4 separate regions of the Homo sapiens genome follow, and regions 1, 3 and 4 are each linked to region 2. A link is a loop called in an ENCODE intact Hi-C map of the cell type or tissue named here. Cell type or tissue: right lobe of liver. All regions are shown on one strand. Region 1 overlaps CDK18 (cyclin dependent kinase 18). Region 2 overlaps SLC45A3 (solute carrier family 45 member 3). Region 3 overlaps NUCKS1 (nuclear casein kinase and cyclin dependent kinase substrate 1). Region 4 overlaps SLC60A1 (solute carrier family 60 member 1).

Evidence for each region. Peaks named below come from ENCODE experiments on the same cell type or tissue, not always from the same donor. Only the 100,000 strongest peaks of a DNase experiment are listed, where the experiment ranks them.
Region 1: it touches region 2 in a loop (6-fold over the local background); 94 of 110 quality-filtered maps call a loop at or near these places.
Region 3: it touches region 2 in a loop (2.2-fold over the local background); 95 of 110 quality-filtered maps call a loop at or near these places.
Region 4: a loop joins it to region 2, with 4 times the contacts of the local background. A loop is called at or near these places in 104 of 110 quality-filtered maps.

Annotation. Positions count from the first base shown.
Region 1 is chr1:205,524,921-205,532,920 of GRCh38, forward strand. CDK18 (cyclin dependent kinase 18) reads left to right here. Exons shown (of 16, transcript NM_212502.3): 5 at 219-275; 6 at 1,145-1,259; 7 at 1,447-1,541; 8 at 1,855-1,917; 9 at 2,874-2,997; 10 at 3,128-3,248; 11 at 4,079-4,176; 12 at 4,404-4,509; 13 at 4,601-4,643; 14 at 5,339-5,429; 15 at 5,708-5,785; 16 at 6,424-7,870. The coding sequence ends at 6,458. Among named protein-coding and RNA genes, the nearest start is that of CDK18, 24 kb to the left of the region's middle. RefSeq lists a silencer at 4,213-4,332. In right lobe of liver, CTCF peaks have their summits at 4,202 (motif pointing right) and 4,407; a DNase peak (open chromatin) is centred at 4,201.
Region 2 is chr1:205,655,655-205,663,654 of GRCh38, forward strand. SLC45A3 (solute carrier family 45 member 3) reads right to left here. Exons shown (of 5, transcript NM_033102.3): 3 at 7,179-7,964; 4 at 6,207-6,472; 5 at 2,197-4,017. The coding sequence ends at 3,580. Among named protein-coding and RNA genes, the nearest start is that of SLC45A3, 21 kb to the right of the region's middle. RefSeq lists enhancers at 4,423-5,011, 6,331-6,885, 6,886-7,441. In right lobe of liver, CTCF peaks have their summits at 2,102 (motif pointing left), 3,438 and 3,639; DNase peaks (open chromatin) are centred at 2,082 and 3,457; H3K27ac peaks cover 3,031 bases.
Region 3 is chr1:205,706,848-205,714,847 of GRCh38, forward strand. It overlaps NUCKS1 (nuclear casein kinase and cyclin dependent kinase substrate 1), which reads right to left. Exons shown (of 7, transcript NM_022731.5): 7 at 5,975-8,000. Among named protein-coding and RNA genes, the nearest start is that of SLC45A3, 30 kb to the left of the region's middle. In right lobe of liver, a CTCF peak has its summit at 4,459 (motif pointing left); DNase peaks (open chromatin) are centred at 4,434 and 7,554; H3K27ac peaks cover 6,536 bases.
Region 4 is chr1:205,580,568-205,588,567 of GRCh38, forward strand. SLC60A1 (solute carrier family 60 member 1) reads left to right here. Exons shown (of 10, transcript NM_181644.5): 3 at 94-354; 4 at 3,388-3,556; 5 at 4,309-4,424; 6 at 5,467-5,640. It overlaps LOC124904491 (a long non-coding RNA gene), which reads right to left. Exons shown (of 3, transcript XR_007066823.1): 2 at 4,283-4,482; 3 at 353-1,608. Among named protein-coding and RNA genes, the nearest start is that of SLC60A1-AS1, 15 kb to the left of the region's middle. RefSeq lists enhancers at 5,175-5,224, 5,704-6,494. In right lobe of liver, a CTCF peak has its summit at 4,446 (motif pointing left); no DNase peak of the experiment used is centred here.

The DNA of each region.
Region 1 (8,000 bases), 130 kb before region 2:
GCCACAGCTCTGGGCTCTACACTCTTGGCTGTCCTGGGAGGAAGAAACTCACACTTTCACGAGCTCTGTCCTTTATCACAGGGATAAAGGGAAAAGGAGCCCCTTCCACCATGGAGTCTCATCCCTTCCCTCCCAGAGGCTGGAGTTGGGGGAGGCGTCATGTCTGTGGAGCTGCTAAGGGCTTCAAGCTCACGGCATTCTATGTCTCTCCCTCTCAGTCAGACATTGGCTTTGGGAAACTGGAAACATACGTGAAACTGGACAAACTGGGAGAGGTAAGACGCTGGGTTTGGTCTTCTCCGAATAGCCAGGCAGGATGGCTTGGAGGAGGGGCAGACCTCCCTAGTCGGCCCTCTCTGGTCGGCCCTCTCTGGTTGGCCCTCTCCTGGCCCCTGCCCCATAGAGGTGCACAGTCTTGGCTGTGCGCTCTGGCCCAGGCTTTGGCAGGGATTGAAGTGAGCTCAGATCCTGAAGGAGGGCGTGAGGATAGAGTAGCCATGGCCCTGGGCAGAATCCAGTCTTTTTTTTTTCTGCAAGTCCTTCTTGCCTGGGTTCAAAACCTAGCTCCACCATTTACTAGCTCTGTGACCTTTGGCAAGTTACATGACCTCTCTGTGTGCCTCAGTTTCTTCCTCTGTCCAATGAGACAGTAATTGTCCTATCACATAGGGTTATTGTGAGGATTGGGCAGGTTACTGTAATCAGCTTATGTACGGCACACAGACAATGCCTGGCACATAGGAAGTGCTGTGTCACTTAGCTATTTTTGTTGTCACTGTGCAGAGGCCTGGGGTGGGTGAAGGTTTATAGAGAGAGGGAACACACAGCCCTTTCCCTCCAGGAGCCCAAAGAGGTGACCTCTGTGTAAACATCAGCATCGTATAAGGAAGAAAAAACCTGGTGTTATCATAGACGGGCACGCGGCGTGCTGGGGCTTAGAGGAAGGACGGATTCACTCCGACTGGGGAGTCATTAGGGATGCTTCCTGGAGGAAGTAGGCTTTGGAGGAAACAGCATGTCAGTAAAGGGAGGAAGGGCACTCAGGCCCCAGTCGTAGCCCAGGCAGAGGCACAAATGGGGAGGCACTGGACAGAGGCCAGCAGCACCTGAATGCGCCTGGGGCCGCTGTGGCCCTCCATCCCAGGGCACCTATGCCACAGTCTTCAAAGGGCGCAGCAAACTGACGGAGAACCTTGTGGCCCTGAAAGAGATCCGGCTGGAGCACGAGGAGGGAGCGCCCTGCACTGCCATCCGAGAGGGTACAGCATCCTAGGCTCCCACGCTCCCCTGGGGGCTTCAGGAGGAGGGGTTCACCAGCCTGCACCCTTGTGGGAGCTGGGGGTAGAGGATCATTGCTGGAATGGGACTCCTGGCGCTGACCCCAAGAAAAGAGGGTATGGGGACACATGGGGTCCTAGGGACCCAGGTGGATCTGTCTCCTCACAGTGTCTCTGCTGAAGAACCTGAAGCACGCCAATATTGTGACCCTGCATGACCTCATCCACACAGATCGGTCCCTCACCCTGGTGTTTGAGTACCTGGTGAGAGTCCGGCTGGGGCTGGCCGCCTCTCCCTCTTGTGGTGGAAACGGGGTGTGGGTAGGGGAGTGGGAAGCTGAGGGAGTGGGAGTAGTGGGATGAGGGCGACCCAGGCCTTGTTCTGGAATCAGATTTTCAGATGCTCCCGTGCAGGAGTGGGCCAAGAGCTCAGGCTTACGGGTGGCTCGAGCCAGGGACCTGTCCCACTAGTGGGCGTGGGCCCTTCCCAGGGAGGGGCTTCCTCTCCTCAGCCTGTGTCTGGGCTTCTGGCCAGGGGTCAGCGTGGGGCAGGACTGAGCCACGCTCTGTGTTCCAGGACAGTGACCTGAAGCAGTATCTGGACCACTGTGGGAACCTCATGAGCATGCACAACGTCAAGGTGAGGCCTCGGGGGCAGGGTCCCCCCATCTTGGCAGCCACCTGTCCAGAAGCCCAGTGTGGGGACCCACTCTCACCACCAGGGATCCGGCTGCTGAGGTGGCTCAGACCTTCCCACGTAGGAAAGAGGGAGAGGGCAATGCCATCAACGAGTCCAGGAACTGGGTTGAGCGCTTTACCCCAAGAACAGACACACACTGTCTGCCACTGTCTAGCTGTTGGTATAAAACCCACTCTCAACTCTGAACATCAGTTTCCCAGTCTGTCAAATGGGAGTGTGAGCTACCTGCCAAAATGCAGGGAGGCTTCTGGGGAAGCTCGGGGTTATGAATGACCTCTCCTGGTGTTTGTTAAAGAATCAAGGCTGGGCATGGTGGCCCACGCCTGTAATCCCAGCACTGGGAGGCCAAGGCAGGAAGATGGCTTGAGCCCAGGAGTTTGAGACCAGCCTGGGCAACATGGCAAGACCTCATCTCTACTAAAAATTGAAAAATTAGCCGGGCACAGTAGCGTGCACCCATAGTCCCAGCTGCTTGAGAGGCTGAGGCAGGAGGGCCACTTGAGCCCGGGAGGTTGAGGCTGCAGTGAGCCATGATCACACCACTGCACTCCAGCCTGGGTGACAGAGTAAAACCCTGACTCTAAAAGAAAAAAAAAAAAAAAAGGGATCAAGCACATATGTCTCCACATAGGCGGGCATCCTGACCCCCGTGCTCCTGACTGAGACTTCGCTGGCCTCCCCCACACTCACTGCGTCCTCTGCACCCCTGCTGTCCTCCCCTCTGGATGGGATTCCCTGGTGTGGGTGGGGTCCAGGATGGGGGCTGCAGGGTGTGCAGGAGAATGAGGGGCTTGTGCTGACCTCACTGCCAAGCCCCTGCCCCCATCCTGGTCCCAGCCTTGGAGCAGAGGCTCAGGGCCACCTTCCACCCCACATTTCTCTTCCCCCTCCCCCAGATTTTCATGTTCCAGCTGCTCCGGGGCCTCGCCTACTGTCACCACCGCAAGATCCTGCACCGGGACCTGAAGCCCCAGAACCTGCTCATCAACGAGAGGGGGGAGCTGAAGCTGGCCGACTTTGGTGAGGCTGGGGCTAGGGTGGGGGTCTGACGCTACTGGGGTGCCTCAGGGTGTGGGTGCAGTGGGGGAGGGCATAGCAGTCAACCCCACAGCACCTGTGGACAGAGGTCCAGTGACATGTCTGCCCCCAGGACTGGCCAGGGCCAAGTCAGTGCCCACAAAGACTTACTCCAATGAGGTGGTGACCCTGTGGTACAGGCCCCCCGATGTGCTGCTGGGATCCACAGAGTACTCCACCCCCATTGATATGTGGTGAGTGAGCACTGTGGGGACCGAGGAGGGGAGGACAGGCCTGGCCACACCTCCAGACTCTCCTTTGCTTCCCCAAGGGCCTCGGGGAAGAACTGCCTAACTTCCTTTGCCTAAAAGCCTTGTGACATCCTGCTGAAATGGATGTTAAAAAATTAGGTCTGAAATATAATAGGTTAGGGTTTCCCTGGCTTAAATAGACCCCCAAGCCTGTGCATTTGAAATCCTCCCCCAGAGGCCTGTGGGGGGTTACCAGAGACCCAGAGGGTCCAGGAGGGCCCCTATAGTAAATACGATGAATCTTCCCCAAGCATCAGTCCCAGTGAAAATTTTGAAAGAGAAGTACTATTTTTATGTTAAAATGAACAAGTGTATGATTTGGTGTAAAATGAAAAATCAGCCCAAATTGCAAGCCAAGCCGCCGGTGGTTATGAATGGCTGCTGTGACTCCGCCCCAAGGTTCCCCAGGAGAATGGATTTATGTACTTCTCTTCCAGTGGGGCACACAGTGGAGAGAGTTTGAGACAACACTGCTGAGAGAATTGCCACATGGGCGCTGGCTGCACAGACCCAAACCTCACAGAGTGAAAGGGGACTTTCCTCACAGAGTGAAAGTCGCAGCTTTCCCGAGCCCAGGGAAGCCCCCCAGAGAGGGGCTGTAGTGGGGGCTGGGCAGTTCTAGGAGCCTCCACTGCCCTGGGCCACCCCTCCGCCGCCAGAGCCACGATCCCTGCAGCCGCCTGTGGCAGGTCGTCATTGGTGCCCTGGTGGAGCAGCCCTAGGAAGGGCGGCCGCCCCTGCCTGATGCCGACCCTACCCCTTGCTCCTCGCAGGGGCGTGGGCTGCATCCACTACGAGATGGCCACAGGGAGGCCCCTCTTCCCGGGCTCCACAGTCAAGGAGGAGCTGCACCTCATCTTTCGCCTCCTCGGTCAGTCTCCCGCTGCTCCGTCCCTCTCACCACCAGGGGGCGCCGGAACTCCTCCAGCCCAGGCGCGGAGCGGGACGGGGAGGAGCGGCTCGGCCGCCTCTCTCCCGGGCGGGGACCCCCTGTGGCCTCGGCCATCTTTGCTCCCACCTCATACATTGCATCCCTTTCAAGTCGGCCTTGGCCCTGGGCCTCACGCAGGCCCTCCCCACCCTCTCTCGTCTCCCCAGGGACCCCCACAGAAGAGACGTGGCCCGGCGTGACCGCCTTCTCTGAGTTCCGCACCTACAGCTTCCCCTGCTACCTCCCGCAGCCGCTCATCAACCACGCGCCCAGGTAGCCCCTGCGCCCGCCGCCCCTCCTGCTGCGGCCCTGGCTCTCCCATCCCCAATCAGGCACAGCCTGTGTCCGCGCCTTCTCCTTGCAGGTTGGATACGGATGGCATCCACCTCCTGAGCAGCCTGCTCCTGGTGAGTGTCCTCCCGGCGGGGCCCAGGGAGAGGCAGCCAAAGAGCCAGGTCCCTGTGCCCCATGCCGGGCCTACGCCCCAACTTCTGTGGCTCGTGTGCTTACACGTCTTTGAAACATCTCCCCTGTACTCTCCACCCCCAAGGCCAAGGGGTGGCCTCCATACACATCCTCTGGAGTCTGTGCACTGCGAGCCCAAACCCGTTACTTAGCTGTGTAGCTCTGGGCAAGTTACAGAGCTCCTCCATGCCTCAGTTTCCTCAGCTGCAAAGTGGGATTAATACCTATTTTATAAGATGGCCGTGAGGATACATTGAGATGACGGGACACACTTAGTGTGGTGCCTGTCTTGTAAGGCACACGATGAAGGGTTGTTATCGGCACTACGCTTCCTGTTACGGATGTTCTCCATCTGATCATGGTTGGTTTGCATCTGTATTTCTATCCCAAGAGAAGGTCACTCTCCTGAAGTTTCATTTCTGGTTTTTCCTGGTGGCTGGAGACCGAGGAGCCTTCCCCTGAGTCTTGAGATGGCCTGAGGTTGGGTTTGTGGTAGGGGCTGGAGGCTGACCTGGGGCTTCTCCTGTTAGCCTCAAGCCTCACCCACCTTGGTGCTCTAACCAGCACTGGAGTCCTGCTGCCCAGAGGGTTTGCAGCCCCCCAGCCGGGCCCAATAGCCCCACCCTGTGCCTTTCAGTATGAATCCAAGAGTCGCATGTCAGCAGAGGCTGCCCTGAGTCACTCCTACTTCCGGTCTCTGGGAGAGCGTGTGCACCAGCTTGAAGACAGTGAGTACTGGGGGTCCGGGAGCAGGGCCACCCAGAACCAAGGAAAGGGGTTGGTGAGTGTGGGCAGAAGAACCAGAACAAAGAGGCCAGAGGCCCCAGCCCCAGCAGAGCAGCCCCGGGCACCTTGCCTCCCCTGCTGGGGTTCTCATTCCAAATTGAGGGGGCAAACAGTGGAAATGAGACGCTGCCTCGAGGGCTCAGTTGGTCCTTCTGGGCCAGTCCTTACTGGAGGCCAGCTCCACGCAGCCCTCTCCAGACTATGCACTTCTCTCCCCCAGCTGCCTCCATCTTCTCCCTGAAGGAGATCCAGCTCCAGAAGGACCCAGGCTACCGAGGCTTGGCCTTCCAGCAGCCAGGTAGGGGCTTGTGCTCTCCTGGACCCCTCCCCTTGTTAGTGGAAGCCAGAGCAGGCGACCCCTCCCCAGTGGGGACTCCCATGGTCCCCCCACCACTGGCTTCCCTTTGGACTCTTTGGGGAGCAGAGAAGGGGTTGGTTTCTCCTGCCTAGACTTCCTCGTCCAGCTCTTCCCTCCTCAACCCTCCACCCCAGACAGGACATTGCATTTGACAGTAGCCCTGGCAAAGAGGCATGCTGTCTCTGGTGCATTCTCTCTGCAAACCCTGAGCTCTCTAATCAGATTCCATCCTGGGAGAACGGTACTTTGTTCCTAGAACAGTCAATGGCCTTGGACATTGACAAATGCTTTCCATGCATCGTCTTCTTTAATCCTTAAAATACCCCTTGAAGCTAGTACTATTAATATTCCCCATTTCATAGTCAATGAAACTGAGGCTCTGGGAGGTTAAGTCACAAGTTCATGCAGCTAGTAAGTAGCAGAGATGGGATTTGACACCAGGTCAGACCGGCTCCTGTTTGCATGCCCTTGCTTGCTCTGTCAGAGCAGCTCTGGGGGACAGCGACTGTCCCTGCTGACCTGGGGTACCCGTCAGCCCAGCCTCCTCCCTGCAGCCCCACCTCTTCTCCATTCTCCAGGACGAGGGAAGAACAGGCGGCAGAGCATCTTCTGAGCCACGCCCACCTTGCTGTGGCCAAGGGACAAGAGATCACATGGAGCACAAATTCGGGTAGGATGGAGCCTGTGTGGCCCTCGGAGGACTGAAGAACGAGGGCTGACAGCCAGCCTGGAAGACCGCTTGGCAGCCCTTCTGGCCACGGCTGTTTCTTCTTTGTGCTTCCCGTGTGCCTCCCCAGTAGCCCTCACCTGCATACCAACCCCTCCTTTACCCACGTTGGGGCTGGCATAAGCTGCTTCCCTGAGAGGACATGAGGGGGGGGCGGTCCTCGTACCCTCTCCCACCCTGGTGTTTGGGCACCTGCGTGGGATGCACACGGATGACAGAATCAAGGCGCCAGGATGGGCACTCTGCCCTGGATACAGGCTCTACCCTCCTCCCCCAGGACCTGCCTAGTGCCAGTTTGGTAGTCCCCCTTTCTGGCCCCTTGGAGCCCACACACGTTTCATCTTTTTCCCCTCTGAGAGCAAGAAGAGACATGGCATGTTCTCTGGGACCCTGGAATCCTAGGTACCCACATGTGTGCCAAAGCCTACCCCACCTGGCAGGTGTCCCACAGCAACAGAAGGAATAGTAGTCCCCACTCTTTCCATCAGCCCTACCCTACCCTCATTCCCCGACACCCTCTGGCTTGAACCATGGCTGAGCAGTGCCGGCATACGCTTTGCTGGCATGCTTGGATGCCCAGCTGTGTCCAGAGGTGGCCTGGGACCGCCAGTTGCACGCCTGCCACCTCAGCCAGCCCCCGCCCAGCTCATCAGTCTGAATGGAGTTGCCTTAAATTGGCAGGTGGTACCGTACTCACTGCCCTTGGAGCTGTGACCGGCTCCTGCCTGTCCACCCCTTCCCGAGGTGGCTCCTGCTTACCTTATCATCCCAGGGCTCTGATTAGCCAGGCCTGGTCAGGGTCCTGGGGACGGCACCCAGATATGCAGAGTCACCCTGACACTGGTGCCAGGCTGACCTCAGCTCCCGAAGGCTCGCACAGCCTCCCCATCCTTCCTTCCCAGCCCTTGTGGCTCTGTCCACCTGATCCCAATACCAGCTTCCCCCAGCCCCTGCCACCCCAGAGGGCGGCCACGACAGGGAGAGGTGTAGATGCCACCATCTGAGGGAGAGGAACGTGGAACAGGAGCAGGCTCTGATGCTGAGAGGCTTGCCTCCGGGGGCTGGAAGCCTGGGTGGCCGGGGCCCCTGAAGAAGGCTCCCCTCTGTATCCCCCAGGTCTCCTCAACACTGGGCTGATCCTGAATGGCACAGGCCAAGGGGAGGCCAGCCTCGCCTTTCTACCCAGGCCCCCTGCCCTGCCCACCTCAGGCCCCCACCCTCCACTCCTCCCCACGGTACTGTGAACGTCGTGTGACTCAGTGCAGAGACAGATAATATATTTAATTCATGTACAGAAAGGAGCGAGCAGTCTCGTACAGAAAAGCTGACTTTGATAGATTGATGCCAAAGATGGAGAACTGAAGTCCCCCCTCCAGGCCTAATGAGTGTGGGTGGGGTGTGCTTGTGTGTATGTGTGTGTGTGTGTGT
Region 2 (8,000 bases):
GCAAGAGTATTGTTTGAGCTCAGGAGGTGGAGGCTGTAGTGAACTATGATTGCACCACTGCACTCAGCCGGGGTGACAGAGTGAGACCCCGTCTCCAAAAAAACCCACAAACCGTATAATGGATGGGTCAGTCTGACATCACCTGAACCCACTGAAAGTGGAACAGTGAGGCATGATGTGCCACATGAGATGATGCCATCTCCACAGCTCCGCTTATGAAATAGTCCTGTCAAAAAATAAATAAAAATCTGGCTGGGCACGGTGGCTCACACCTGTAATCCCAGCACTTGGGGAGCCCAAAGCGGGTGATCACCTGAGGTCAGGAATTCCAGACCAGCCTGGCTAACATGGTTAACCCCGTCTGTACCAAAAAATACAAAAAATTATCTGGGCATAGTGGTGCGTGCCTGTAAATCCCAGCTACTCGGGAGGATGAGGCACAAGAATTTGCTTGAACCTGGGAGGCGGAGGTTACAGTGAGCTGACATCATGCCACTGCACTCCAGCCTGGGCAACAGAGCGAGACTCCGTCTCAAAAATAAATAAATAAATAAATAAATAAATAAATAAATAAATAAATAAATAAATAAATCTATCTAAATTTATTCAAGCCTCCTAGCTCTTATTAGCTTACAGGGGAAAAAAAAAGAGGACAAAGAGGAGTATCTTTTTATTTTTTGTGGAGATGGGGTTTCACCACATTGCCCAGGCTGGTCTCAAACTCTTGGGCTTGAGTGATCTGCCTGGCTCAGCCTCCCATAGTGCTGGGACCACAGACGTGAGTCATCTGTGCCTGGCTCAAGAGGAGCATCTTAAACACCACTCTGAGGATACGGTCAGCCAAATATAGAATGGGGGCAATTCTGTAGGAAAAATTATTGTTCATCAATAAGTAGCACTGAAAGAATAGAGGAGCTGTTAGAGATTAAGAGAAACCTGAGACACACAGCAACTAAATACAATTTGTTTATCTCAGTTGATTCCTGATTCAAACCAACCAAAGAATTTTTGAGGCAATTGGAGAAAACTGTCCATGGACTGGATAATTGATAAGGAATTATTGTATACTTTGTGGGATATCATGGTATTGTGATCAAGTTGTTAAAAATTCAGTCCTATTTCTTAGAGACACATACAGAAGTATATACAGGTGAAACTAAATTGTCTGGCACCAGCTTTAAAAATACCCTAGGGGATGGGGGAAAGGGAAAGATGAAACAAAGCAGCAGAATGTTAATAACTGTTGCAGCTTGGTTCTTTATATCTGGCTCCCTACTTGTGTATATTTGAAATTTTCCGTAACAAAAAAGTTAAATGTAGAACATTTTTTTAAAATAGGTAAAACAAGCCCTTGCACAGGTTATTAACGGAACTGAACTCTTGGGAATTTAAGGAACTGGAAGGCCAGTCGAGGTTGGAGGCATCGGGGAGATGGCAGGGCAGGGAAGACTCTGAGTTTGACCGGACCTGGCACGAGGGTGGAGGAGAGGGGAAGGGGCATGAACCAAGGCACAGTGGGGTCAAAAGCCTCATCGTGCACATGCCAAGTGCATTCCCTATTCCCATGCTGTGGGTGATGGGTGCTTGTTCCATCTCCTGGCCACACTATGGGTTTTTTTTTTTTTTTTCATTTTTTGAGATGGAGTTTCACTCTTGTCACCCAGGATGGAGTGCAATGGCACGATCTCGGCTCACTGCAACCTCCACCTCCTGGATTCAAGCGATTCTCCTGCCTCAGCCTCCCGAGTAGCTGGGATTACAGGCACGCACCACCACACCTGGCTAATTTTTTATATTTTTAGTAGAGACAGGGTTTCATCATGTTGGCCAGGCTGGTCTCGGAACTCCTGACCTCAAGTGATCCACCTGCCTCAGCCTCCCAAAGTGCTGGGATTACAGGCGTGAGTCATCATGCCCATCCCTACTCAGGGGTCTTTTAGAAGGAAAATGCCACCATTGCCCCACACTTCAGACTCTTTCTGACCCCCTCTCCCCAACTCCGAAACCCCCCAGTCCAAGGTGCAGCACAACCCCCCACAATTGGCAATTGACACAAAGAGTGCTGGTCTATGCCTCCACCTGCTGGTGGCCACTGGGAAGTGAAGCTGTCAAAAGCCAAAGGGCTCCCTGAACTGAGAGTTAAGAATGTTGTAGAAAGATCAGGTCTTTCCCCCTCCTAAAAGAAACACATGCCAATAAACATATAAGAAAGCCTTTAATTTTGTCACCATAAACATTATACTCTGATTGCTCACTTACAGTATAAAATATTCACCCCGCTAAATAAATAAGACGACATTATTGCAAACGGCACTTAAACCCCCCCTGAGAGATAAGACCTCCCTTAGCTCAGGCAGGGGGTGCTCCTGAGTTTCTGTGTGAGATTCCCCAAGCACAGATATACTCTGGGGGCTGAGATGGACAAAGGCTTGGGAAACCGCACTTTGTGCTTCTGGTCCTGCAGTAGCTCCAAACAGGGTTGTGGAGCTGGTGGGGAAAGTTGGGGGTAGGGGAAAGTTGGGGGTAGGGGAAATTTTGGGCAGTGCCTTCATCAGCCCAGTCCTAGAGAGAGTAGAGGGGAGTGGAAGTGGGGGGAACCAGGCTGGGCCAAGAGAAGAGGGGTGGTTAGGGAAGCCGTTGAGACCTGAAGCCCCACCCTCTACCTTCCTTCAACACCCTAACCTTGGGTAACAGCATTTGGAATTATCATTTGGGATGAGTAGAATTTCCAAGGTCCTGGGTTAGGCATTTTGGGGGGCCAGACCCCAGGAGAAGAAGATTCTGGCAATGATCAGCCCAATGACCAGCTATCTCAGGGGACCTGATTGTTGGGGATCCCCCACCCTACCCAAATATTAGACACCAACACAGAAAAGCTAGCAATGGATTCCCTTCTACTTTGTTAAATAAATAAGTTAAATATTTAAATGCCTGTGTCTCTGTGATGGCAACAGAAGGACCAACAGGCCACATCCTGATAAAAGGTAAGAGGGGGGTGGATCAGCAAAAAGACAGTGCTGTGGGCTGAGGGGACCTGGTTCTTGTGTGTTGCCCCTCAGGACTCTTCCCCTACAAATAACTTTCATATGTTCAAATCCCATGGAGGAGTGTTTCATCCTAGAAACTCCCATGCAAGAGCTACATTAAACGAAGCTGCAGGTTAAGGGGCTTAGAGATGGGAAACCAGGTGACTGAGTTTATTCAGCTCCCAAAAACCCTTCTCTAGGTGTGTCTCAACTAGGAGGCTAGCTGTTAACCCTGAGCCTGGGTAATCCACCTGCAGAGTCCCCGCATTCCAGTGCATGGAGCCCTTCTGGCCTCCCTGTATAAGTCCAGACTGAAACCCCCTTGGAAGGCCTCCAGTCAGGCAGCCCTAGAGACTGGGGAGAGAGGAGAGGGACGCCCCAGCCCCCAGCTGTGCAGCTACGCACCTCAGCAGCACAGGGTGGCAGCAGAGAGCCACATTACTTTGGCAGCAACAGAAACTGGCGGCCAGCCCGGCAGCCCCATGGGGCTAACAGGAGCGGGGAGCTGGGACCCAGTGAGGCAGGCCCTCCACCCCAATGTGCTGGAAGTTTTCTACGCTGAGTATTTGGCCAAGTCGCTCTTGTCAAATACTACCTGTGTAGCAAAGTAAATGGCGACCAGACCCAGGCCTGCGGCAGACACCATATAGGCAGTGACAGACTGGCTGAGCTGGACAATGGAGCCCATAAACAGGGATGGGGCCACCTGGGACAGCAGGAAGGCACTATCCAGGATGGCGAGGTCCAGGCAGATGCCCCGGCCCGGAACCACCCTGGCCTCGGTGGGCTCACCCACCACCACACGTACGGAGACATCACAGGCAGAGGCCCCGCAGAGCGCGGGTGGAGGTGGGAGCAGGCCACTGCCTCCAGCACCCACGTGTCCATTAGGGAAGGGAGCTCCAGGCTTAGGGCCTGGCAGGAAGCTGGTCATCAGGCTGTCCTCACTGCTAGCACCTCCAGTGTCCCCTCGGTATTTGGGCAGGAACACCTAAGGCAGAGGGGTGAAGAAAAGGGGAAGAGGACAGGTGTGTACCCAGCACTGGCACCACCCCAGCTGTGAGAACAGACCCTTGCCTCCATCCCAGGGGCAATGGGACTTCATGAGAATCAGGAGCAGGAGAGAAGATGGAGACCCTACTTGGTCCAAGTCTAACCAGGACCCTTCCTCAGGAGTGGGAGAAGGGTAACGGGGTAGGGCGGGGACAAATGTGAACCCAGAAGTCTAGGTCTCCTCTAGCCTCTTAGAACAGGTAAGAGGCAGACAAACTCAATATCACAGATCAGAGAGAACAGAGCTCCAAGGTAAGGAAAAGACACAGGGGGAATGAAGACGGTGGTAAGAGATGCACAGAACAGAGGAACAAAAGCCAAGGCAGGGCCCCTGATGGCCCAAACCCCACGCAGGCTCTCCTAACCTTCCTTCCTGCCTGCCCTCCACTCCGACATCTGGAAATCCTCATTGCCCGGTGCAGAGAAGCTCTGCCTCTCTGGGGTCCCAGATGCCACTAGGGTAGCTGCCCTGCCATGAGCTCCCTTGTCCCCAGCCTTGGGGCAGGGAGAATCCAGTAGACCCCAAGCAGGAGGAATGTCCCTCTTCCCACCTCCCCCAGCCCCAGCTGTGCTAATGTTGAAGGCTTCTCACTTCCTTCCTGCTGTCTGACTTAGATCAGAGTGACTGGTCGACCACCATCCCCCCAACCCCTGCCCTTGATGGCCCAGAGCCTCCTATTTAAGGACAAGGCCAGGTCTTATCCAACATTGTCCCCATGCCAGAAGAGTTGAGTTGGCTGCATTTGCGAGGTGGGAGCCATGGCAGAGCTCAAACCTGACACCAGGGAAGCCCACGGCTCACCATGCAGCTCAACAAGTGGGCAAAGGAACAGGCAGACAGCGTGCAGTGCCAAGTCTGCCATCAGCTGCTGTTAGGAAGGGGCCTCCCAGGACTTCTCCTCCCTGCCTGCCACCCCAGGAATGTCCGCTGAGGTTGGAGTCTGGAGTGGTCCGAGGACAGACATGCTCCTCCATCTGGAGAAGATGGCTAGCCCCAGAACGTTCCCTGGCACGACAGCACATACTCAGGCCTGGCCGCTGATGCCAGCCCCCTGCCCCCAGCCCAGGCAAGCAGAAGAGTGAAGGCTGAAGAAGGTTATCAGTGGGCTAACAGGGGTCTCAGGGACCAGGCTCCCCCAACCAAAACCTTAGCCCCTCCCCTCCATACCTCTCACCCCTGCAGCTACCTACTCAGTTAACCAGCCTCTCAGCTACGAACTTACCTACTCCTCTCCTCAAGTGCTACGAGACGCAGGGGCAGGTCTTCCCTACAGTCTGAGAGCTCTATGAGAGCAGTCCTGCATCTCCTCCTCCCTTGGGACACCCCAACTTCATGCCCCTCAAGGCAGAGTCCAGCACCCAGGTTTGTAGCTCAGTGAGGTCAGTGGAGGGGACAAGGATGACCACACTACCTGGGTTAGGTGGCTTCCCAAGGAAAGGGGCCCCTGGAGGGGCTGGTTAGTGTAGGGCCAACCAAGAAGGAGGTCCCCACAACTTACACAGTGCCCAAGTGAGTGGGTCAGGTGTCAAGCTCAGATATCTGCCACAGGGGAAGGGGAAGGGGAAGGAGAAAGGGAAGGAGGCAAAGGAGGGATGCAGGAAAAGAAAAGGGAATTAGACAGAAAAGAAAAATAAGCCAGAAAGAAAGGGGGTAGGAAGGAGCCTGCCCCATCTCAGAGACCAGAGTAGGATACAGGCTAAGTCAGGTTGCTGCTCCCTGAAGAAAGGTGTTGCTAAGGCTGGACCATTCCCACTCCCGTCTGCTGAGGCTGAATGGCCCAGGGGTCATCTGATTCAGCGCCCTGCCTCTCCATAGAACAACCAGCCTAGAAGCCTAGGGCTCCTGCTGGCCTGACCCTTCGGGATTCCCACTATCGTATTTTGCATTTCCTGCAATCATCCATTCAAGTGCTACACAGTCCTGACCCCAGGAAGTCATTCCCAGAATCTAATCTACACTGTTCTGCAGCCCAAGCCTCTGGCCCTGGGGCTAGGATAAGCTTCTTCTCTGATTCAAAGAAGCATTCTCCAAAGTTGCTTGCCAGATACCAGGTTCTGAGCTAGTTGGCCTCCCAAAAACCCAGACCACCCCTCCCACCCTGACTCCACCCACTGGCCAATGAGTACCTGCTTCTCCCGGTGGTAGAGGGAGGCCAGTGTGTAGGGCAGGATCTGCAGGGCTGAGAAGGTGAACCCGGTGAGGGCGGCTGAAGCTGTCACCACGGCCACACTGTGGGACAGGCATGTGGCACCGGCAGCCACAGGGAAAGCTGCCACACTGGCCAAATAGACTGCTCGAGTGCCGAATCGCTGCACCAGCCGGTCCATGACCAGAGAGAAGACCAGGGAGATGGCGCACTGCAGGAACAGCCCCAGGCTGCCCATCCGAACGCCTGCAGAGGGAGAGGGGCCATCAGACAGAGCCTGGGAGGGAAGGGTCGGAGCAGTCTCAGGGAGATGAGAAGGCGGAACCACAGGTACCTGCTGCACGAGACCTGCTGTGGACCAGCCCTGCTCCCCAGCACCCTTCCCCTTTCTACCTCTAGCAATGGGAGTCTAGGTTCTTCCACTGACCCTCAGAGAATGTGGGCAACGCCCCTTGCTGAAGGCAGAGGAAGGTAGTCTGAAGGTTTCCTGGGAGTCTCAGCTGTGAGGACAGGCGGGTGAGAGGGAACACAAAGACAGCTGGCCATAGGCTTCAAGACGCTTCTAGGACGCCTGAGCTGGAAGGCGCTGGTGAGATTATTTGGAAAGTCGTTGGGGGAGCAGAGGGCACACTGCGGCTGGAACCAGGCAGATCTGAAATCCAGCCTTAACTCCTCCACTCCCTCTAGACTTTGAATAAGCTCCGCCTTTCCTTCTGTCAAACTGGGGCAACGACTCTGATCAGACTCCTAGAGCAGCCAGAGGCCTTCCTGAAACCGCAAGCAGAGATGTTCCACACCCATGAGAAGCCGTGTATGCAGATGGGGTCCATCCCCACTTTCCTGACAGAGAAGTCGGGGCCAGGATGGAGAGGCACCAGCCCAGACACAGCCCCGAGTGTCGTCTCTGGTGGGCGGCTCCCACACCAGCCTCTGCTGGCTGCCAAGGCCTTACCTTCATCATAGTGTCTCCGGGCCTCGGTGCCCGGCTCAGCTCTGGGCACGCCCTGGTACAGCCCCTCGCCCACGAAATCCGTGTAAAACAGCGTGAAGGTCATGAGTGCCATCCAGCTGCACAGCTCAGCCACGAAGAGCCGGCGCAGGGTGCGGGGCATGCGGCAGCACAGCTGGTGCAGCCGGGGAAGCAGGGCGCCCAGGTTCCGGAAAGCCAAGCGGGCCCGGCATGGACAGCAGTGGGGCGACAAGGAGGGGGCCGACAGCCCTTCTGCTGGCTCGGTGGGGCCCAGCGCTGCCTCCTCAGCCACCAGCAGTGTGGCTGCTACGCAGGTGAGGAAGATGAGGGTGAGCAGGCCAAAGAGGCACTCCTCCTGGGTGCCCAGGTAGGGGGCCAGGGCACTGGTGTCCCAGTCAATGGCAGGCAGGAGGTAGCCCAGGCAGCCCCCAAGACTGATCATGAAGGCATAGACAGAGTAGGCCTGGCGACAGTGGTCCGGGTCCCGGAAGAGGTCAGAGAGCAGGGCCTCCAGTGGAGTGAAGCACACCTGGCCACAGAAGTCCAGCAGCCCCACGCCCAGGATGAGCAGTGCCAGCTCCAGGGGCCTGGGATCCGGGCACAGCAGCCCTGCTAGCCAGCCGGCCCTTGGGATGAGAAAGAGGCTCAGCAGGATGCCCAAGGACAGTGCCCAGATGAAGGGCCGGCGGCGGCCATAGCGTCCACGCCAGTGGTCACTGGCTGAGCCTAGGAGCGGGACACAGACCAGGCCCAGCACTGGACCAATGCCTGCAAGAAGGGAAGTAGTATGAGTCAATGGCTGGG
Region 3 (8,000 bases), 51 kb after region 2:
CAGAACTCAGTGATAGAAATTGGGTTGAGACAAGTGAAAATTTTACCAAAGCCAAATGACTAGTTCTATCTCCTTCAGCAAGATAACATGACAAGAGGAACTTCAGACTTCTGAGAGTTATCTTATCAATCCAAGAAGCACAAATGATGATCTTAGCAATCTAGAGGAAGAGGGTATTACAAGATAACAGGCTCCTGACCAAAATTTCAGTATTTATACAGTCTGTTACTCAACTTACATAAATCAAACTTTTAAAAACGGCCTCTTCACTATGTTGAAATTGGGTCTTTCTTCCCCAAAGATTGAAGAGAATTTGCGGGGGATGAGGGCGGTGTCTATCTTATAGCTTGTCCCTGGGGTTCAATTGCCAAAATGTTATCAGTCTATGTAAGGGTCTCATGATAGGGGCCACCCACAAAAAGCATTCTAGTGAGACTTCAGTATTGTGAGAACACAGGATGTCACATTTCATCAGTAAAACAGCCCAGCTGAGCCCCAGGATTCTGTCCCCAATCATGGCTCCAGTAAGTTTTGTGGCTTCCTTTCTGGTATTGAACTTGAAAGATCAAGGACACAAAAATAGGATGATTTCATAGACTGAAAATATGCTATTGACAAGTATTTGTAATAGGTTTCCAGTCCAAAATGAATGTTCTCTCACTTGTAATATATATCCCATAACTAGAAATACAGTTTGAAACCATTGGATAAAATTATTTTTTTCCTAGGAGAAGCTAAAGAAGCATTCAAGATCCAATCAATAATTCTGTGTACGTACACTGGGAAAAAACAAAACAAAACAAAACAAAACTTTTACTAGTGCAGGTGACTTGGAAGTTACTGTCACTCTTCCCTCCCCTCTAAAACCATCCTATACTGTGAGCTGGTTAAAGTTTACCTTTCTGCAAGAGTAAGTGTTCTTACTAATAAATAACTCATTTATACTTCAGAGACAAAGCTAAAAGGATTTCAGTTCTGCAGGAATGAGGTTTTCAGCCCCCATAAACCTTGCCTGGAGGTACATCGCTGCTTTTGTTTGAGGCTAGTTGGTCTACAGTGCCAATAGCAACATATGTGCATAGACAGCCTGTGTTCTAGGCATTAAGTACCCATGGCCTCACTTATTCTCATAATGTCCTTTTGGTTTGTTTTTTTTTTTTAGATGGACTCTCACTTTGTCACCCAGGCTGGAGTGCAATGGCGCAATCTTGGCTCACTGCAACTTCCATCTCCCGGGTTCAAGCAATTCTCATGCCTCAGCCTCCCGAGTAGTTGGGATTACAGGCGCCTGCCACCACACCTAGCTAATTTTTGTATTTTTAGTAGAGACAGGTTTCACCATGTTGGCCAGGCTGGTCTCGAACTCCTGATCTCAGGCGATCCGCCTGCCTTTGTCTCCCAAAGTGCTGGGATTACAGGCATGAGCCACAGTGCCCGGCCCCATAATGTCCCTTTGAAGCAGAGGAGAATCAGTCCCTTATAATCCTCATTATATAAAAAGAAGAAACGAGCATAGAGTGGGAGGTAGGCGGATAAGCTGACTTGCCCAAGATCACCCTGTCGATTGATCTGACTTCATCTGCAACCAGCCACATAGCTTCTCCAAAGCAGGTCGCCAGACAAGGAAAAGTGATTGGGGGTTCAAATAAAACAAATGACTACTCATGCTATAGTTAGCACGATGTGCTGTTCTGAACTCTGCTGTGGAACACCTGTTGCACTTTTTATACTATTCACATACATTACCTGGAATACTCCAGTTTTCAACATTGTCTGCTTCAGTCCCTTAAACCATAGAAGTATCCAGACATGCCAATATCATGAGAACCAAACTATACCTTAAACTGTTTTTCCTGTTGAGGAATATGAAAGAACTCTTCATTGTAGCACAGATCCCAATTTTTGGTGGAATATAGTCACCACAATTTTCATTGTCAATAAATATTGCTGGCTAATTCAGAGGTGACCTGTGGAAGCAACACGTGCTCTAAGAACTCCTGTTTCCACTGTCTGGTATTATTAGTGTGTCCTTACTTAGACTTAGCTCTCCCAGAGAGAGAGCCATCTGCTTCTCTCATTGCACAGTGACTGTGCAATGGTGTTGACTTCTAGAGAAGAGTAGCCCAAGAGCTAAATATTAGAGGTCTTATTGCTTCCCTTAAGTGCATGGCAAGAGAAAGGAAAGCAAGGTGAGAAAAGGACTGACTTGCTTTGCCAATGGCCCAGGACTGGTGATTTTATAAGGTTTAGCACAAAAACCACTCTTTTGAACTAGATACTGTGTATATCCTGTGTACTTCAAGTCACACCAGCATTCCCTACAACAGAGCTTAGGAATGCTATTTATCTTGTACTCAGGCCAACTGTGTGGCTCTCTACCGAACAGCTGGTTCCCCATCCACCTCTAGGACTATCTAGTTGATGTATAAACAATATTTTTGCCTCAAAAACGCTAACCCCATGGAAACTAACTGTTCATCCACACACACACACACACACACACACACGCACACATACACACACGAAGGAAAAGAAAGATGGGGTTAATTAGGTCAGAAGCAGGAGGAAAAGACAAAACAGGGGGAGCTTGGGGTTTGTAACTGAGATGTGGCATGCATTAGATTTGAAGTCAGGTTACTGAAGCCCCAGATTATGTTCCAAGGTCTAAACAGAACGTCCATTGAGTCTTTGATTCCTAAAGACATTTAGTGCCTTATAAAAGAGCTTAGCTATATCATTATTCCTGATTACCTTAGAAGTAAAACGATATTTTTAAAGTGTTTAGTATTTGTATTCCTCTAGGCTGAATTAGTGAACCACAAGAGACCCAATTTATAGCCACAAAATGAGGATCCAGTGTGGGTCACTGTCTACACACTTCTTGGTAAACACCAGTGTTTCACAATCTATTTTTCGTTATTTCTTTTTATCTTTTAAGAGACAGGGTCTCATTCTGTCACCCAGGCTGGAGTGCAGTGGTGCGATCATAGCTCACTGCAGCCTTGAACTCCTGGGCTCAGGTGATTCTTCCTCCTAAGCCTCCCCAGTAGCTGGGATTATAGGTGCATGCCACTATACACAGCTAACTTGTTTATTTTGTTTTTGTAGAGACAGGATCTCACTGTTTTCCAGGCTGGTATGAACTCCTGGCCTCAAGCAATCCTCCTGCCTCAGCTTCTGAAAATGTTGAGATTACAGGTGTGAGCCACTGCACCTTATTTTTTGTTAATTATATTACTACACACGTTCAGTTCTTTATGGATGAGACACTTCTTACCAGATAACCAATCAGCTAGGGTTACCAAATTGGTAGTTATCATATCCTAAAATTTAGGCTATCATTTTTCTTGGATCAATGACTTTCTATCTCCTTCAGAGCCTTACTTTACCCATCTACCCTAATCTCTTATAATCAGGAGAGCCCTGACTACATATAGACTGTGTATTTGTGTTTCTTCCCAAGATGGAAAAAGTATAACTATTACACACATTGCTTTGTACATCAGCCAAGGAGGTGGTCTTACACATTCTAATAAAAGGGTTTGTGTATTCAACTTAATAGCTAAAACATTACCAATAATAATATATATGTGTACTCTTCCTTGATCAACCTGTTCCTTAAAGTTAGATTTTTAAACAAATCCCTTCTGGGTGCCAGCTTACTGCTAAATCAAGGCAAACAATTATTTCCAACATTTTGTTATCATAGTTTAAAGTAATTATTTGCTTTATTAGGATGGGAACTCTGGCTGTACCCTCTCACTCCCTGACCCCAGAATTAACACAGCATTTATTTCACAATATTTGTGCAGGGTTTACTATTGAACCAGGGGGCACACCCATGAATAATACTGATTTCTCTTGGTGGTGACCCAGCCAAAGCATGTCAAAATGAGTACCTATCTATTCTAGTAAGATAATGGAGGAAAAGAGAAGCAAGTCATCAAGATAAAGGAACACAAACTACCATATTACCTTGAAAACAAATCTAAGTATTTGTTGTGTGTGAACACATATCAGTGCTGATTGTACAAGAAACAAGGCTTTTGAGCTGGAAGGCAATTTCAAAGACAACACCTGTTTCAAAATAGGGCAAAGAGTTCACAGCTGCATTTTGAAATTTCAGTCTGCACTTCTATTTCGGGATGTTATCCACATAGGCTTAGGAGATATAAAGAGGGAACAACACAAGAAGACAGATGTGCATGAATCAAGAAATTCTATTTCCTATTTAAAATTCAGAAAAGATTGCTGCTACATACATTAGGATGTTAACTGGGTACACTGATCACAGGGCTTCGATAACCCAAGTAAGTGGCAAGGTGTTGATACACTTGCAGAATATCAACTGAGCCTAGCCGACAGTATCTAAAAATGTCCTGAGCCTAGTCTGATAGTATCTAAAAATGAGATGGGGAGAGCAAGCATTCCACTACCTATGGAGGACAAACACTGCCCTCTACTGGCAGACTGTAACTGCTATACAGTCAACATGACGAACATTTTCCTCAACAGTCACTATCATGAGACATAATCAGAAAATAAAAGCTTTTAAATAATTTGAGGCTTTGTGTCTAGGGGTCACCAGGATTTTCAAGCAAACCGAAGTATTCAATGAGAAATCTCCTTACTCATTGAAGTTTCCGACTTTCCCCATTAAATCTTTGATGTAACTCATTGGACTGGTTCAAGTATCACTGTTACTGGGAGATGTGAGAGAACAGCAAAATGCTCAAAAGCTCAATACCAGGAAGAAGGCTTAAGGGACCCATGTATACCAAAGGGAGCTGGCTTTAGAACGAACAACTGTGATAACTTAAAGCACACAGCACTGATTCAAACCCTTGTTGTACTACATACTAGCTACATCAGGTACCACATAAAACCTCATCTTACCTGAACCAGGTTATTCTTTACAATATTGGAAGAACAAACACTTGCCGATCTCACAGTTGTTGGAAAAATTAAATGAGGTAATATGTGTTGCACAACTACAGTGTAGTACTGTATACCGATGTTCATGGATAGGAGTCTAGGTAGCTCCAAGTGTGTTTTAACCTCTCTTCATCTGTTTATCCACTTGTTGGTTTTTGAAATCCTTTAAATCAGACTGCATTTCTTCAGCACTGTCCTGAAACATAAAATTGTCTATGTTATCCATAAAATACTTAAGGATTATGAGGAAAAGTAGATGGTTAATGCTCATCCAAATTCAACTTTAACCTGAGACAACTCATTATATTAAGAAATAAATGTATGTGGGCAGTGTGCCTGCACCTGTAATCTGAGCTACTGGGGGAGCTGAAGCAGGAGGATCCCTTGAGTCCAGGAATTTGAGACCAGCCCAGGCAACATAGCAAGACTCTCATATCTCCGAAAAAGAATAAAATGGCCGGGAGGGGTGGCTCACGCCTATAATCCTAGAACTTTGGGAGGCCGAGGTGGGCAGATCACTTGAGATCAGGAGTTCAAGACCAGCCTGGCCAACATAGTGAAACCCCGTCTGTACTAAAAATACAAAAATTAGCCAGGTGTGGTGGTGTATGCCTGTAATCCCAGCTACTTGGGAGGCTGAGGCAGGAGAATCACTTGAACCCGGGAGGTGGAGTTTGCAGTGAGCTGAGATCATGTCATTGCACTCCAGCCTGGGCGACAAGAGCAAGACTCCATCTCAAAAAAAAAAAAAAAAAAAAGAAAGAAAGAAATTTAAAAAGTTAGCTAGTCACTGACGGATAACAGGATGCACAAAGCATTTAATTTCAAAGCCAAATTTGCATTTCAATTATAGTATTTGGCTGACAAGGCAAGTATGTAAACAAGAGGAAAAGTTAAAAAGAAAAAAGCCCTAATAGCTACAATATCAGCCCAGTTCTAAAGAGGGATCTTGTACCACATTGTCCACCTAACAAGTAATCTTTAATTCAAAATTCAGCGTAGTTCTTATGGGTATTTGGAATTGAATGCAAGTGTGTTCTGTGAGTATAAACATTATCTTTTATTATATATGATTGTTAAACTTTGCTTTCCACAACACTTCATAACCTTGGATGTAAACATGAGAAAAAATGCTAATTAAGAATCCTTACGCACCCAGTCCAGTGCTCCCTTAATTAATCAAACTGGTAAGTCTACTGCTTCTTGATTCCATCCTGAGGTATTAACTTTTGAACCAAGACATGTTTATCTTTTACCAACAACAGGGATGGTCACTGTTAAAGTTTCTAAATAATTTATTAGGGAAATAAGTTCCCACAAAGTCAGGCTGAACTGGGAGCTGATTAACAAAGCTGTGTAAGTTAGTGTGTTTGCTTTAAGGTATTACAAGAAGTACACAGAGCACACATCTGGGTTATAAAAGCCCTTTTATAAAGCCATTTTTAAACAAAACAAAAAAAAAGTTTACAAAAGAAAAAAAGATACAGAAAAAGAATAACTTGCTTCATATGTCCCAAAAAGAGAAAAAAATAAAGGGGACAATGCCAACATGCTCAACAATAAAGGCTTCTTTTTCTTATTTTTTTAATACAAAATACAAGCAAAGGATACACATACTTAAAACAGAGCTCAGGAGCAGACACGCAGTCCTGGAAACCCTTCAATAAAAGCAAAGCAGGAGTTTGTTTTTTCTTTGTCTATGCAGATACATACAGAGACTGGGATATGTAAAAATTAAGTATCACAAAAGACCATCACACGATTCTACCAATGCATGTTGCATCTGTAATTCACGAACATGGTCAACAAAATCATGTTCACTTCAACCCCATTTCATTTAAATTAAAGAAAAAAACCTTTTAAATAAAGTGGTTACATTCAAACTTTAACTTCCTTAGTACCATGCTGCAGATTTCAGCACTGTTAAGGTATTGCAAGAATGCCCAACCCTCTGGTGTCTGATCATGTATCTAGCAACATTGCAGTATGAAGAAAAGAGATGCCCCGGTCTCAGCCCATGGACTAGTTAATACAGTGAAGCAGGTTCCTGTCTTTTACCCTTCCTGCTCAGAACATAAAAGATTAAGGACTAAAATCAAGGAAGACTGGGAGTTTTAGAGCTGGCAAAATGAAGTCTAAAAGATAAATCAAGGCAAACAATTACTGAGAACTTGGCTGTTGCTTAACCTGGCAAGTCTAAAAGCCTTTCTTTAACCTTGTAGGAATTAGATGCATAAGGTTTGCTGCAACATGTTCATGGTAAACAAACTAAGTAGAGCTCTTATTTACAAATCTTGTAACAAATACTTCTGGAGGAAAAAGAGAAAAGAATTCACTAAGTTCCAGAAGACAAAGCTTTAATTGCCAGATGTATACAAACACACACTCACACGTACACACCCACACAATACTTCAGGGGTTTTTATACATGTTATTTTAGGGCATAAGCTGAGTACTATACCCCCACACCCCATCAAAAAAGGAACAACAAAAAAATCCCAATTTTACCCTCCCCCAATAATCTAGAAAACCCTCCCTTCACCCCTGATGTACAAAGTGTATGCACAACGGTGGCATTCTACCAGCCACACAAAGCATGCTCAAACAGATGTCACCAGTTCAGTCACTCCATTGGCATGGCAACAGGCAGGTTTACGGGATGTTTCCCAATAGTGGTTATTACACAGTCAGCACCACTGTGAATTTTGTGAATTTGAAAAAAAAAAGTGTAATTTATGGATTCAGGATTCAAAAAGAATCATTTTGTATCGAATTTACCCCAGACAAAGGGAAAACTGGTTGCGACTGAAACTTGGCTATAGATAGCTTGATGTCCCAATATTCAAACAATAAGCCAACTCTCCATTTTCAAGTAAATCCAGCTTCATCCACAGAGAAACAGACAATTTTCTAACCTCAAGAGCAACCAGCTTGTTACATTTTCCCTATCCTATGGCAGGAAATGCGTATTACTTCTGTTCTGTTTAAGCATCTCAGTCTAAATGCCATGAAGACCAGAGCCCAGGTTTCTTCCTTTTCAAATTCTTAAGGTGAAAGTTTTTTCC
Region 4 (8,000 bases), 75 kb before region 2:
AGTGTGGGTCCTCTGGACCGGAGGCCAGGCCACCACTTCCCCGGGCTGAAGACTGACCCCCACCCCCACCCGCCACCTCTCCTCTGTCCCCAGGTGCTCCATTTCTTCGTGGGCTTTGGTGCTCTGCTGAGCCCCCTTATTGCTGACCCTTTCCTGTCTGAGGCCAACTGCTTGCCTGCCAATAGCACGGCCAACACCACCTCCCGAGGCCACCTGTTCCATGTCTCCAGGGTGCTGGGCCAGCACCACGTAGATGCCAAGCCTTGGTCCAACCAGACGTTCCCAGGGCTGACTCCAAAGGACGGGGCAGGGACCCGAGTGTCCTATGCCTTCTGGATCATGGCCCTCATCAATGTGAGTGTCCCTGGGGTGGGCCAGGTAGGGAGCTAGTGGACAGTCCACACATCCCAGTCCACCCCACACCCAGTGAAGATTCTTCAGATGCTGAGAAACGTGCTGGGGCTGAGGTGTGCATCCCAGAGGCAGGAGGATGGGAGGACAAACCCTCCCCGGGATCCCCTGCACTACTCCACCATCCTTCAGCGACCTGTGATTGCAGTTCTCAAGGAGGGTAAAACAGTGAGCTGAGCACAGTGAAAATCAGGGTCAACTTTCGAATTATCTGAGGTTCTGTGGGAAACTAGTTTTTTCCTCCAAGGCCAGATGAAGTGGACCCTGGACAGACCCCGGCAGGAAGTGGAAGGTTTTTCTCTGGGTCCCTTCATCAATGGTGGGATTCTCCTGTGCCCTCCTGTCAGGGGCTCCTGTGGAGGCTAGGAGACAGACAAGATGACCTCTGAAGGGCCCTGCCTGCCAAGGCAGCCTATGGTGGGAACAGCGAGAGACCACTTCACCCCGTGACTGCGTCACATACCGAGGCCCGCTTTGTACACCCCTGCCAAGTCAGCACTGACTCTGGCCTCCAGCTGGAAACCTCCTCTGGTGCTCTGCAAACCCAAGTTGGGATCTCTCACGTTAGCCCAGACTGGAGCCAGAGTGTCAGGTGGGGAGACCCCCTACCCCCATCCACCTGGGTTGGGGAGGACTGTCGGGAACACCAGAGCATCCCTGGCTCCTGGGCCGGGGGTGGGGAGCATTACAGTGGCCACTGTCTTGGCTGTGGGATGGAGGCACCATGCTGCTTGTCATGGTGGCTTAGAGCCTCTCTTTGCAGTAGGTGGACTTCTCAGCTCTCCTGGGGCAGGTGGGCTGGACTCAGGCACTAGAGCAGCTGCCCAGCTGCTGCTGAGCCTCAGAATATGCCACACACATAGCACTGAAAGGAGCCTTTGAGACCACCATTCCAGTGAGCAGCAGGGCAAGGGTGGGGGTGTCATGCCATCACCAGCTCAAAGCCCTGACAAGGGACTGATAGGAGGCTGAGCCCGGCTGGAAGCCCTGACCCTCAGCATAGACCATCTACCTGCTGCCCCCTCATCACCAGTCCTTTTCCTTCCTTTCCTTTGTAGATTTCCTTTCCCTGGCCCGAATCTCCTCTGGGGGCTCTCATAAACCCACCCTCTCCGTCTGCTCCTTCCCTTTTCAGCCCATGCCCATCCATTGTTTTGGAAAGAATGCGGCTTTGGGCCCGTTCCTTCCAGGAGAGACCTGCGAAGGAAAGGAGCAGTGTCAGTAGAACCTCTAGGCTGAGACTCCCAGACCAGGAAGCCGGAAGGTCCGGCTTAAGCCCGAGGTTTGTTCTCTCTTGCCCCATGAAGTGCAGGCTGGAGGGACTTTGTTTGCTGCAGGATTTCCGGACTTTTTCTATTGGTTTGTGTCTGAAAATAAACAGTCCAGCACGGAGGAAGATGGGCTGTGCATGTACTCATGTGGGTGCACACGCACACACACATGTGCACCCCACCTGCCCTTCTCTGACTTTTAAGGTGGGGCTGCCTTCCCTGAATGGAATTCTTATAAAATTGGGTGTGTTCCTGCCAGCAATGCCAGCCAATCCTCTGTGAAGCCCTTCCCAGCACCCACCTCCCTGGAAAGCCCCACCTGAGCGATCACGCCTCTTGTACAGCTGTTTCCACTTGGCCTTCACTCAGGCACTCTGCCACTACAGGCCTCTGTGGGTGGGTTTCCTGTTTCCCCCCTCACACTGGAGGAAGGGCTGTGTCTCCCCCATTAGGGCTCAGCAGGGGCTGTTCTCTCCCCACTCAGGCCTGACTGCCAGGGGCCATGTCTGACCTTGACTTCTTTTTGAGTGTGCAGAAAGGCTCCCAAGGTCACCATAGGGAGGTGCCAACACAGGGGTGGTTTTTGTCTTTCACTCCTGTTAGGTGACTTGAGGAAATACTGGTGAGAGCCAGCCTGCCTCCAGGGGCAGGGAAGGGCTCCCCCAGAACACCACCAGGCAGGGGCTGGCAGTCTGCCAGCCTTCCATCTCTATCCTATGCCTCTCCCGTGGGCCAGGAAGAGCCCAATAGCTGGGCGCTCTCACCAGCCTCTGGGAGACATCTGCAGCTCCCTGGGCTTCCTGTCTTTCCTAAGTGAAAGGAACTGGGCTGAAGTTGCAGCAAGAAGGACAATAGTTAGACTTGATGCGGTACTTCCTGGCAACCAGGGTGGTGAGACACAAGCAGGGGCCCCTGAGGGAGGTGGTGGAGGCTTCCCCAGGCAACCTCAGAAGCAGGAGCCATTTCCCACTGCTCTGAAGGAGTTCCGATTTAGCATAAATAGCAGCAAACTGAACATAGGGCTTATGTGTACAGGCTGTTCGTAAACATGTATTTCTCAATCAAAAGGAGATCATGTTTTTGTTTTCAAGCCCCTGAGAAGAGCCTCTGTGCCCTGCTAGGATCAACATCACCAAGGCATCTCCTTAGGTAGAGACAGCACTGGAAGGATCAGGATGCCAGGCTCCATTCTGGCTTTGCCCCAAGTCCACTGTGTGACCAGGGCAGTCTCTCAGTCTCTAGTTTACCCCTCAGATCTCTTCCAGTTCTAACAGGTTACGACTAAGTGATAACATCCCCCAGCATGTTTTGTAGAGATGTGATGCCCAAAAGCAAAGCTGCTTTGTAAAGCATCACGCAACCCACCAGCATGAAGGAGTGTGAGGTGTGACACTCCAGCAAGCTTACTCCCAGCACCTCTCCTGGGCCAGCAGAGAGTTTGAGTCTAAGCTTTGCATGCGACAAATATCTGTCTTTTCAGGGACGCGAGTATGGTGATCAGGCAGCAATTACAGCAGGCCTCCCCACTCCTACCTTGGTCAAGGCACCTGGCTTCTTAGGTTGGGATGGCTCAGCTTTTAGCTGGGCACCCTTAGAAAAGAGCTGTCTTCTCCCAGGACTATGCACATGCAGTGTGTGCAGAGGCCAGGCGTGGGAAGGGGGAGCTTCAGGGCAGGGCTCTCCTGACCCTCTGCCTGCTCCCCAGCTTCCAGTGCCCATGGCTGTGCTGATGCTGCTGTCCAAGGAGCGGCTGCTGACCTGCTGTCCCCAGAGGAGGCCCCTGCTTCTGTCTGCTGATGAGCTTGCCTTGGAGACACAGCCTCCTGAGAAGGAAGATGCCTCCTCACTGCCCCCAAAGTTTCAGTCACACCTAGGTAGGGGCTCTAATGAATCTGCATCCTCACAGCCTCATGTTGAGGCTTCCTTGGTAACCCCTCTCCCAGAGAGAGTGAACCTAGATCACAGGTGATTTTTTTTTTTTTTTTTTTTGAGACAGAGTTTCACTCTCGTCGCCCAGGCTGGAGTGCAGTGGTGCAATCTCGGCTCATTGCAACCTCCGCCTCCCAGGTTCAAGCGATTCTCCTGTCTCAGCCTCCCAAGTTGCGGGGATTACAGTCACATGCCACTACACCTGGCTAATTTTTGTATTTTTAAAGTAGAGAAGGGGTTTCGCCACGTTGGCCAGGCTGGTCTCAAACTCCTGATCTCAGGTGATCCATCTGCCTCGGCCTCCCAAAGTGCTGGGATTATAGGTGTAAGCCACCATGCCTGGCCACAGGTGATAGTCCTTTTTTTTTTTAAAAAAAAAAAAAAAAAAGAAAATCTTGGCCCTGATGGTGCAACCTGACCAAGAGAATGAGGAAGGCAGACTTCTGACTTCACCCTCCATTCTGCTCAGCCTTGCCTTTTGTTACCTTGGGCAAGTCACCTGACCTCTCTGAGCCTTGGCTCCACCAAGACTGGGAGATGGACAGGGGTTATTCCTAACAGAAAGGTCGTGAAAGTAGAGGCAGTAAGTGGGCCCCATCCTGCAGGGCTCTTCTGACTGCCAGCCACGGCCCTGGGACATGCAGAGGGAGGGAGCAGAAGCTGAGACTCACCCCTGTTCTTCCTGTGCCTCCTGCAGGGCATGAGGACCTGTTCAGCTGCTGCCAAAGGAAGAACCTCAGAGGAGCCCCTTATTCCTTCTTTGCCATCCACATCACGGGCGCCCTGGTACTGTTCATGACGGATGGGTTGACGGTGAGCCTGCCTCAGAGGGCGCCCCCTACTGGGGGACCCTTCACCCCCAGACTCCAGTCTGGGAAAGGCAAGAGAAAGAGAGGAGCATGAAGGTTTCCTGGAGACTTCTCCTGGAGTACACTTGATTCAAAAATTTAATCTGAAGTCCTAGGGTGACTGTCTCCAGAATCAGTCACAGCACGTTGGTACTATGGGCTTCTGTCTTGGCCAATTGTTTTTTATTTTTGTTTTATTTTTGTTAATGCTATAGGTAGGGGCCTAACTGGTCTGTTGTCAAGGACAGGCTACCTGCATTTTTTAAAGGGGTGGTGCCCTATTCCCCAATTAGAGGTCATGCTATATAAACAGGGTACTTTGCTTCCTGGAATACATTACAAACCTGGGTGTCTCGAGCCAGTGTTGTAAACAAGCTTCAGGTGGAATTTAGGCCCAGCTGTTCATGCCACTAGTGACCTCTGTTACATTAGTTAGCACCTTTTTCCAGAAACTTCTTAGGATTATATTAGGGCAGTCGTGAATGGCTGATCAACTGATTGCCATATGATGACCTCTCCAGAGAAAAAGCCCTAAAAACTTAGATGACCTGGTGGAAAGTACTCGTGACAGTACTGGTTGACTTCCAGCACTGGGTGTGACCTCGGGCAAGTCACTTCTGTCTGCTTTCTCATCTGTAAAACCAGATGCTTGCACACACCTTTTTTTTTTTTTTTAAGTCATGTTCTGCTCTGGTTGAAGTGGGGAGCAGTGCCTGTCTGCCCAGGCCCTGCGGGCACTCCCATGGAGATCCAGAGCCACCTCTCTGGAACCCCTAGGTCTCCACAGTGCAGTCTGTAAGCTAAGGCACCCCAGCTTCTGTCCTCAGCTTGAGCCAAGTGTGTAGTGTGGCCTTGACTCCAAGCCCAGCCCTGGCTGAGCCTCTGGGAGTGGGAACAGGCAGTCCTCCCTCTGCCCTCCCCACACCTGCCCAGCCTGGGCTCCCTTTGTGAGGGTCATTGTCTGGCTGGGCTGCAGGTGTGCTCAACAGCGCCCGGTCTCTCCACAGGGTGCCTATTCCGCCTTCGTGTACAGCTATGCTGTGGAGAAGCCCCTGTCTGTGGGACACAAGGTGGCTGGCTACCTCCCCAGCCTCTTCTGGGGCTTCATCACACTGGGCCGGCTCCTCTCCATTCCCATATCCTCAAGAATGAAGCCGGCCACCATGGTTTTCATCAACGTGGTAAGCAGCTGAATAGCCTCCTCTCTCTTCTGAGAGACCCAGGAGAAGCCGCCTCCTCCTGGCCCTACCCCAGGACGTTTGCCCAGGCCTACATTCTGCCAGCAGGATGGGAACTCAGGAGTAGAGGGAAGAGAGGAGAGAGAGGATGACGAGGAAGGGGTGGGAGCCTGGGAGGTGGAGCCTACCTGGGTGACCATGAAAAGTCCCTTCCCCTCTCTGGGCTGCTGATCTTATACCCTTAAAACATAAAAGGAAAGGTCTGTAGGAGGTGCTGGCTGCAGTGTGTGGAGCCCATCCCAGCCAACAACTGGCTATGAGCGTGAGGAAAGCCAGTGCTGGCCCTGGTCCTCCTGTGTTTACCTTGGTGCCCAGCTGCTCAGAGCCCTCCAGTCAGTGGAAAGCTGTGGAGGCCAGGGATCCCACAACCGTCGGAATCACTGCCTCTGGGCTGGGGCCTGGGGATTTGCATTTGGTAGCTCTCCTAGGTGACTCTTTTTTTTTTTTTTTGAGATAGGGTCTCCCTTTGTCACCCAGGATGGAGCACAGTGGTGTGATCTCAGCTCACTGCAACCTCTGTCTCCCAGGTTCAAGTGATTCTCCTGCCTCAGCCTCCCAAGTAACTGGGATGACAGGTGCCTACCACCATGCCTGGCTAATTTTTGTATTTTTAATGGTGATGGGGTTTCACCACGTTGGCCAGGCTGGTCTTGAACTCCTGACCTCTTAATGATCCACCCGCCTCGGCCTCCCAAAGTGCTGGGATTACAGGAGTAAGCCACTCTGCCTAGCGCTAGGTGATTCTTAAGTAGGCAGGACATGGAGGATGACCTTCAAGGAACTGATCTGCCTAGGAGGCAGGAGGTCTGGGCCTGAGCAGTGGGTTAAGACCCTTGCCTTGGTGTGTCCATCCAGGTCACCATCCATGACACAGGGGTCCACATTACAGACTTCTGCCAAATTGTCTAGTCCAACCTCCCATCAGGCTTGAGCCACCTCTATCTATAACATCCCTTCCAAGGGGTTCACTGTCTGCTTAAACACCTCTAGTAACTGCAACTCACTACCTTTCCAAGTAGCCCAATGAGGGTACTAAGTCCAGGTAAGAAAGCATTTCCTTGGTTGAATTTCTAGCAGAGAGCGGGTTTGGACATAAGGTTGCAGTTTCAGAGACAAAGATCATGATCCCCAAGAAAGGCCTTTGGATTTGACCTCGTGCCAGTTGACCCCCAAGAAAGAAATTTCAGTTCAATGTAGATGGGAGGTAGGTGATAAACCCAAACGCAAGAGGTTGAGGGTGAGAGGGAGATGAGCAGTGGAGGAATTTGCATTTCTCTTTGTAAATATTTTTGAGTTGAAGGGAGTTGTGTTCTGCAGGACTCAGGGTGGTATGGGCCTGCTTATAGTAGAGGATAAAGGGAGGACACCTATTAGGAGGAGGAGTCTGTGAAAATACCATTGTGAGAGAGTAACCGAGTGAGGAAGGCCCTGACAGAGGGGAGGTGGGATGGAGAGCGGGAGTGGAGGAGGCTCTAAGCTCAGCAAGGAGGAAGGCCCCTGTCCATGGAGTTGGGGCGAAACGATGTCAAAGGGGAAAGGTTCCAGAAGAGGAAGGGCACAGACATGGGGCCAGCCCTGGCTTCCCTGTCTAGGTCAGACACAAGGCCAATTGCTAAGACAGAGGAGAGTGGGTGGAAATCTGGGTTTGGGAAAATAAAGGTCTGAAGCATCCACATATGTTAGGCATTGCCCATAGACACTCACCTGGAGTGCTGGGTTTTAAAAAGGAAAATCAGGTTCCTGGGCCCAACCCAGACTGAGTGAATCCGAATGTCCAGGAGGAGGCATAGCAATCTATAAATTAAACAAATACCCCAGGGGAATTACATCATCCAGCAAGCTCAGGAAAACACTGTCCTAGAACAAGTGACTCCCAAATACATTAGATTCACTGGAGCTGCTTTTTGAAAATAGGATCATGAAAAGGCCAGGCGCGGTGGCTCACACCTGTAATCCCAGAACTTTGGGAGGCCGAGGCGGGTGGATCATGAGGTCAGGAGTTCGAGACCAGCCTGACCAACATGGTGATACCCCATCTCTACTAAAAATACAAAAATTAGCCGGGCGTGGTGGCGCCTGCCTGTAATCCCAACTACTCAGGAGGCTGAGGCAGGAGAATCACTTGAACCTAGCAGGCAGAGGTTGCAGTGAGCTGAAATGGTGCCACTGCCCTCCAGCCTGAGAGACAGAGCAAGACTTCAAATCAAAAAAAAAAAAAAAAAAAAAGAAAGAGAAAATAGGATCATGGACCCCTACCCCAGAGATTCTAATTTAGGAGGTATGGAGAAGAGCCTGGGCCTCTG